2 separate regions of the Homo sapiens genome follow, and region 1 is linked to region 2. A link is a contact called in ENCODE Hi-C or POLR2A ChIA-PET data. All regions are on one chromosome and are shown on one strand. Each heading gives the region's core, a stretch centred on a gene start or an enhancer-like site at or near the end of the contact. The rest is flanking DNA. Distances are from core to core; before and after follow the strand shown.

Region 1 (3,847 bases), core at 1,207-3,706, 45 kb before region 2:
AGGCCAGGAGTGGTCGCTCACGTCTGTAATCCCAGCACTTTGGGAAGCCAAGGTGGGTGGATTGCCTGAGGTCAGGAGTTGGAGACCAGCCTGGCCAACATGGCCAACATAGTGAAACCCCGTCTCTACTAAAAATACAAAAATTAGCCAGGTGCAGTGGTGCGTGCCTATAGTCCCAGCTACTCGGGAGGCTAAGGCAGGAGAATCGCTTGGACCCGGGAGGCGGAGGTTGCAGTGAGCCGAGATCGTGCCATTGCACTCCATCCTGGGCGACAGAGCAAGATTCTGTCTCAAAAAAAAAAAAAAAAAGAAAAAAAAAGAAAAAATGAACAATAAAAAATATAGAAAAACAAAAATGAATCTTGAGGTTTGGGAAAATATAAGTAGAATGAGAAAATTAAGGACCCAGGTGTTATTCTCATATGCAAACACTTAAGATATCTTGCACAGTTAAAAAAATCAAGGTATAAATGTGATAGCAAAGACAAAATGAGAAGCATGGTCAGTTTTAAAGTCACACTATTTGTGAGAAAGAAAAAAACGCATATTTCTTTAGAAGAAACAAAGCTTTCTTGACACTTTGTTGTAAAATTTCTCCAGAGGGGCTTCACGTGGAAGATCCAGAATGGGCCAGTTTCAGCTATAGTATCCAGACAGTGAGTGAGTAGCTGGGATTACAGGCATGCACCACCATGCCCAGCTAATTTTGTGTTTTTAGTAGAGATGGGGTTTCTCCATGTTGGTCAGGCTGGTCTCCAGCTCGTGACCTCAGGTGATCTGCCCGCCTCGGCCTCCGAAAGTGCTGGGATTACAGGCGTGATCCGCTCCTGGCCTTGTTTAGAGTTTTTGCAAGTGATACTGGTCAGTAGTTTTCTTAGTAATTTCTGTCTGGTTTGGTATCAGGATAATACTGGCCTCATAAAATGAAGTGGAAGCTTTTCCTTTCTTTTCTCTTTATTGGAAGAGTTTATATAGAATTGGTACTGTTTCTTAACTGTTTAATTGAATATACCTGTAAAAGCCATATTAGCCTGGAGTTTTCCTAATTGAGAAGGTTTTTATATTACTGTTTTAAACTACAGTTTCAGTTTATTTACTAGATACGGGACTGTTCAGGTTGTTTATTTCTTTTCTTTTTATATATATTTTTTGAGACAGAGTCTTTATCTGTTGCCCAGGCTCCTGGGTTCAAGCAGTTCGCCTGCCTCATCCTCACGAGTAGCTGCGATTACAGGAGTCCACCACCACGCCCAGCTAATTTTTGTATTTTTAATAGAGACAGGGTTTCACCATGTTGGTCAGGCTGGTCTCGAACTCCTGACCTCGTGGTCTGCCCGCCTCGGCCTCCGAAAGTTCTGGGATTACAGGCACAAGCCACCACGCCCAGCCCGTTTTCATTCTTGCTTTTGGTAATTATGTGTCCTCTTTTTATTGATCAGTCTAGCTAGAGGTTTATCAGTTGTATTGATCTTTTCAAATTACCAGCATTTGGTGTCCTCTTTTGTTCTTTTTTGTCGAATGTCCTTACCCATGTTAAACAGATACAAGGCCCTGCAGTTCACTGTAGACAGTTCTTTTAAATCTTCCTTAGATTTCACACCTGCTTGTGTTGCAGCAGTGCACAGGTGAGACAGTTCCTGTTGCCCCTCCCTCCTTGCAGGGACTGGCTATCTTTAATCTTCAGGTTACTTGGCTACTTTGAGATTTCAGCCCTCCAATATGTTTCAAAAAAATAAGATTTTGTAGTGTATTCAGCCTTTTCTTGTTAGGGTAGGAGCAACCGTGCTTTATAGCCCTCTGTTTCCTATGTGGAAGCAAAAGTCCCTGACCAACGGATTTTAACTTGACAGAGAAAACTTTATTTTTATTTATTTATTTATTTTTTATATATTTTTTTGAGACACAGCCTTGCTCTGTCGCCAGGCTGGAGTGCAGTGGCACGATCTCGGCTCACTGCAGCCTCCGCCTCCTGGGTTCAAGCAATTCTCCTGCCTCAGCCTCCCGAGTAGCTGGGATTACAGGTGCCCGCCACCATGTCCAGCTAATTTTTGTATTTTTACTAGAGACGGGGTTTCACCACGTTGGTCAGGATGGTCTCGATCTCTTGACCTCGTGATCTGCCCGCCTCGGCCTCCCAATGAACTGAGATTACAGGCGTGAGCCACCGCACCTGGCCTTTACTTTTTTTTTTTTTTTTTTTAATTTTTTATCTTTCTGACTCAAGATCTAACAGAGAAAACTTTAAATTGCTGTGGTTTCAGATTGCATAATACAACTAAACTTGAAGAAACTTCCACTTGTTGAGCTTTAGTGTAGCATCAGAGAAGAGTAACAACAGTATTTGAAAGAGCTGTTAAAATACTCTTCCCTTTTCCAACTACATATGTGGATATATCTCACACCAACACAGCAAGCACCACAGGAAGGAGGAAGCGGGGGCGCAGGGCATGGAGAACACTGGAAACTGAATAGAACTGGCTGCTCTTGCCACAGTACCCAACACATCACCCTTCTGGTTGCCTCAAGCTTCTGCTATCTCCAGATGTGGAGCTTATCTAGCGTTTTTCCACGCTTCTGTGGCAGATTCTCCTGGCGTGTCCCACGTAAGGCTTTTATCACTTGGCGAGGCTTTCTTCTGCAGCCTTTTGTCTGTTTTTCGTAGTTGCTTGTCCACTATTGGGCTCCTCAACTAGTTTTTGAACACAACCAGTAGAATGCATTTATTTATTTATGCCTTTTCTGGTTTTTTTGGATTTGGCGCTGAGAGGAGTATTGCTGTCCACAATGAAGATAAAATGGCACAAATGTTTATGCAGTGAACTCTGGCAGCAAAATACATAAAGTGCAAAGACTATTAGGAATATGAGGAGAATTTGATAAAACTGCAGTCACAGAGAAGAATTTTAACATGTCTCTCAGCATTTAGCTAATCAAGTGGATAAATCTTTTTTATTATAAAGGATTTGTATTGGAATAACAGTACTAACAGGCTTAATTCTGTATCATTGAGACACAGAATACACATTTTGCTTGTATATCTGTGGAACATTAACAAATTGATTATATACTTGGCCACAAAGAGAATCTCTTAGCATATTTCAAAAGTAGCATCCAATGTGCTTCATTCTGTTACTCAATAAAAAAGTCAAATCAATAACAACCAAAAAACTTGACAATTAAAATACTCTTCTAAATTCTTGGGTTAAAAAAATCCAAATAAATTACGGATGATTTAGCTGTTAATACAAATGACAATTTTATTAGGGTTCTCCAGAGAAACAGAACAAATATAATATATATAGATATTAAGAGGAAATTTATTATGAGAATTGGCTCCTGTGATTATGGAGACCAAGGAGTCCCACGACATGCTGTTAGCAGGCTGGAGATCAGGAAAGCTAGTGGTGTGATTCAGTCTGACTACAAAGGCCTGCGAACTGGTGGGCATGGGAGTGAGGGGCACACTGGCATTAAGTCCTGGAGTCTGAAGGCCTGAGAACCAGGAGCTCTGATGTCTAAGGGTAGGAGAAGATTGATGTCTCAGCTTAAGAAGAGAGAGAGAATTCGCCCATTGTCCGCCTTTTTGTTCTATTCAGGTCCTTGACAGATTGGATGATGTCTGCCCACGTTGGCGAGGGCGGATCTTCTTTACTCTGTCTGCTAATCCAAATGCTGGTCTCTTGCAGAAATATTTTACCAGGTATCTGGGCATCCCTCAGCCCACTCAAGTTGACATAAAATTAACCATCACAACAGTACTTGATATTAAAACCTATGGAAACAACCCAAACCAGGCTCAAGAAAATTCAAAGCTTTAAATGCTTTTTCCTTTTAGCCCCACATCCTT
Region 2 (4,381 bases), core at 1,310-3,809:
CAAGGTCTTGCTCTGTTGCCTAGGTGGAGTGCAGTGGCACAAACACTGCTCACTGCAGCCTCGACCTCGCAGGCTTGAGGGATCCTCCCACCTCAGCCTCCCAAGTAGCTGGAATCACAGGCAGGCACCACCACGCCCAGCTAATTTTCTATTTTTTGTAGAGGCAGGGTCTCACTATGTTGCCCAGGCTGGTCTTGAACTCCTGGGCTCAAGTGATCCTCCCACCTAAGCTTCCCAAAGTGCTGGGATTACAGGTGTGAGCCACCATGCCTGGCTGGCTTAGCTTTTAGAAGGAGTCCCTCATCCGGGCATGGTGGCTCATGCCTGTAATCCCAGCACTTTGGGAGGCCGAGGCAGGCGGATCATGAGGTCAGGAGTTCAAGACCTGCCTGACCAACATGGTGAAACCCCATCTCTACTAAAAATACAAAAAATTAGCTGGGCGTGATGGCACACACCTATAATCCCAGCTACTCAGGAAGCTGAGGCAGAAGAATTGCTTGAACCTAGGAGGCGGAGGTTACAGTGAGCCAAGATGGCGCCACTGCTCTCCAGCCTGAGCGACAGAGCGAGACTCTGTCTCAAAAAAGAAAAAAATCAAAAATAAAAATAAAAATAAAAATTAACTGGGCATGGTGGCACAAGCCTGTAATCCCAGCTACTCGGGAGGCTGAGGCAGGAGAATTGCTGGAACCAGGGAGGCAGACATTGCAGTGAGCCGAGATTGCACCACTGCACTCCAGCCTGGGTGACAGAGCGAGACTCCGTCTCCAAAAAAAAAAGTTAAAAAGATAGGCAATACATGGACATGTTACAAAGGCAAAAAAAGCAATCGTTCAAAAGAGCAGAGTGAAAAGCCTTCCACCCCTGGCAGTCCCTATCAAGTTCCTCTCCCTAACGGTACCATCTCCTCAGACATCCATCAGGGCATCCTGTGCTTATTTGAGCATATGTGTGTATATTAATACCCCTTTTTAAAACACAAATAGCCTACGTGCTGCTGGGCACCTTGCTTTTTTGGTATGCGTATATTTAAGATCCGCTGGGTTTCAGTATCCCATTTCATGGCTGTGCTATAATTAACCAGTTCCCTACATCAGCAGGACAAGGGGTTTGTTGTACAATGTCTCCACCTATCTTACGCTCCTGAGCTCCCACCCTACCTTGTAGGATACCTGTAGGGAAAATTCCTAGTAGTGAAATAGCTGCATCAAAGGAAAAGTAGTGCTTTTAATAGTCCCACATTAGAAACACCCTAAATAGTCAATGGTAAGGAAGTAGATAAATAAAACTTGAAGATATAAAGGCATATCCATAGGATAAAATACTGCACGTTTATTAAAATTCATGTTGCAGAACATGTAGTAACACGGACAGACTTCTACAACTGGTGAAAAAAGTGTACAGTAAGAATCTAACCACGTAAAAATATATCAGTGCATATGCACCAAATGCACATTACGGAGTAGAAAGAACTCGTCTGGGGAGGGATCAAGGAGATACGTATTTTGTTGTAATTTCTGTACTTTCCCATTTTTCTACAGTATGAATTACTTTTGTGGTAAGAGGAAAAAAGGGAGAAAGCCCTCGGCTGTCCAGGAGCAGAGCTGGGCTGGGAGGTGGGGAGGGCCCGCGGACCCGTTCTCCCTGAAAGCCCCTGTCACAGTGGGACTCTGAAGGGCTCACCCACACGGGACCCTGCGCTCGGTCCTCACCACCAACGCCCGCACACTAGGCAGTGACCGGAGAGAGCTGGGGGACATGGCCTGCGCGCACCCCTCGCACGGCTAGGCCCGGCGGTGGGAGTTAAAGGGAGGCCGGTTCCAACTCGGCTGAAGGCAGGCCATTCTGACGGCTGCCCCCAGGAGGGCGGCTGCGAGGGCAGCGGTGCGCTCCCGGCACGGGGGTGCTCGAGCACTGAGTCCGGGCATGGAGCAGCGAAGGCGCCGCCTGCAGTGCCCACGGACCAAACGGGGGTGACCTCTGAGGCCGCCGGCAGCTCCGAGGTCGCGTGGGATCCGGGCTCCAGGCGCCTCCGCTCTGCCGCCCACCCCATCCCTCTGGCTCCGGGCCTCCGCGTCCTCCCACCACAGGGTGGGGACTCGTTGCGGTCCCTACCCAGCCCATACCTGTACGACGTGGTCACTGCTGCAGCCGCGTCCGCGTCGCCGATGGGCAGCACGTAGACCCCGCGGGCGCCGGGCGCAGGTGGCGCGGAGGACTGCGCGGAGGATTTGCCCCTGCGGCCGCCCGCCCCCGGTCCGCGCCCCGGCGGCGGATCCTTGGGCCCGGCGGGCGTGGTCCACAAGCCGAAGTCCCGCTGGTACTGAGTGAGCGGCACGTCCCGGCCGGAATCCCGGGCGCCCGCGGGAGGCTGGCCCCTGCGCGAGGCGGCGCCGCCCGTGCCCGGCTCCTCGCTGTCGAGGTCCGAGTAGCCGTGCAGAGTGAGCGGCACCGCCACGTCGGAGCGGTCCAGCTGGTTCCAGCGCCGCGCCAGGCAGCACAGGCGGCTGATACAGGGCCACGCCATGCCAGCCCCGGCGCCCGCCGCCCCGCTCCCGGCGCGCGGCGCTCCCGGCCGCGCCTCCTGCGCCCAGCGTCCCCGCCCCCGCGGCCCGCCCCGCGCCGCCGCAGCACCGCCCCCCGGCACGAGGGTGGGCGTCCCGGGAGGGGGCGCACTCGGCGGCAGCCCCACTTGGCCGGGGCCGGCTGCGCACGGCTGGAGCTGGAGGGAGCGCGGATGGGGGAAAGGCTGCACCGTCGCCAGGGGGCACCGGAAACCGCCTGCATTCATTTACAAGTGTCCATCTCGAAGAATGCCTCAGAATTGAATCCAAAGTTCCCTCAGTGTCATCTTATAAATGGCCCCGGCTTCGCAGAGGCCAAGGGCCCGATGGTCGCAGCTGGGAGCAGTCCGCCAGCCGGGAGGTTCTCCATGTGGCCTCGGGACGCCCAGCGACTGCTGCATTTGTGCCAGGCTGCACCGCATGGACTCCGCGGGCACAGGGGCAGGTGCAGCAATGAGGGTGTCAGAGAAGACTCGGGGCCCTGCTTCCCGGAGAACACGTGTTTCAGTCAGCCTGTGAGTCGCCGCCTATTTGCCTTTAGGATGCTAGTCTACATTTGTGACAACCAATCCACTTTTCATTAGAATTGGCATTAGCCACCAATCGACCTTTCCCTGGGTTCTGAAATTCCTAATTTTAAAGCATGGCCATTTGCAAAAGCTTTAGTTTGATAAAGCGGCCACAGAACTGGCCACAAGGCTATCAAGTTCCTTTCCTCCTGTGCATGCATGGCTGTTTTCAGGCAGAGCTGTTGAGGGATCCTCCAGCGTAAAGGCAGGTCTGTTCAATGCAGGACACCGTCTCAAACAACTCCCTGACCACCCACAAACGCTTTTCTGAATATTTGACACATGCTCTCGGTATACACTGCAGACCAATTACTAATAACACTACTGAGACAGCATTAATTACCCAGAGCTCCATTTCAAGGTTGTACTTGGAAGGTATCCAGTCTGCGCCTGGGAGGGGACTGCAGCACATCCCTGGCCAGTCAGAAAACAGATTCATCTCCCAAAACATTGCCTGTCTTAGCTTGAAGTTGTAGCAAAGTGACATGACGGCTGCCTAGAAGTGGCAGCAGGTCAGCTGAGCAGGCCAGGCCATGTCCCAGCAGGCAGCAGGCGAGGCGCCAGGTGTAGAGGGAGATCCTGGAAAATGACACACAGGGGCCGGGTCAGAGTGAACTCTTTGTGGACTGTCCGCCACGGCCCTGGGTTAGCCAGCCTGGCAGATGGCGCTTGGGACTAAAATTCTCCATCTCGCAGGAAAAGAGAGCAGCTCTCTTTTTATTACTTCATTGATCAAACAACAGTCAAAGAGCAGTTGCTATGTGCTAGGAATAATTCTGGGTGCCTTCAGGAGGTTTAGTGTGGTAGTGAGGGACGGAAGGAAGTGTAATTGAACTGACAAGGCCAGGTCAGCATGAGAGGGAGGCAGGCTGGGGAAAGCTGGACTCGCCACCTGTTGTGAGGGAGGGTGGTTGGGCCAGGTGGGAATGTAGGTCACGGGGGAGGAGGGTTCAGCTGAGGTAGCAGACCATGGAGGGTCTTGGTGGCCACACTAAGGAATTTTAGCTTTTCATATGGCCGGGTGCAGATGGCTCATGCGTGGAATCCCAGCACTTTGGGAGGCTGAGGCAAGAGGACTGCTTGAGCCCAGGAGTTTGAGAACTGCCTGGGCAACACAGTGAGACCCTGTCTCTACAAAAAACTTTTAAAAATTAGCCAGGCGTGGTAGTGTGTGCCTGCAGTGCCAGCTACTTGGAGGCTGAGGCTTGAGCCCAGGACTTCAAGGCTACAGTGAGCTATGATTGC

Evidence for each region. Hi-C counts contacts between places; a loop is a spot of excess contacts on that map. ChIA-PET counts read pairs that join two places held with the same protein, here RNA polymerase II (POLR2A). Pooled maps may share reads with other maps.
Region 1: POLR2A ChIA-PET joins it to region 2 with 11 read pairs in Panc1. The contact joins the enhancer-like site here to the promoter of MAP6D1 in region 2. A Hi-C loop is called at or near these places in 1 of 37 single-sample maps with no recorded cell type and 1 of 50 pooled maps. POLR2A ChIA-PET finds 5 or more read pairs at or near these places in 9 of 52 experiments (AG04449, CD8-positive, alpha-beta memory T cell, H1 and 5 more).

What each region holds. Positions count from the first base shown.
Region 1 is chr3:183,777,820-183,781,666 of GRCh38, forward strand. All of the region lies in intron 19 of YEATS2 (YEATS domain containing 2), which reads left to right. Among named protein-coding and RNA genes, the nearest start is that of YEATS2-AS1, 31 kb to the right of the region's middle. Within about 2 kb of position 2,457, at least 2 of the 41 ENCODE cell types and tissues checked have a DNase peak (open chromatin) inside an H3K27ac peak, as active enhancers do.
Region 2 is chr3:183,823,018-183,827,398 of GRCh38, forward strand. It overlaps MAP6D1 (MAP6 domain containing 1), which reads right to left and starts at 2,560. Exons shown (of 3, transcript NM_024871.4): 1 at 2,130-2,560. The coding sequence starts at 2,530. It also overlaps a transcript of PARL not described here. RefSeq lists silencers at 2,138-2,267, 2,288-2,357, 2,418-2,767.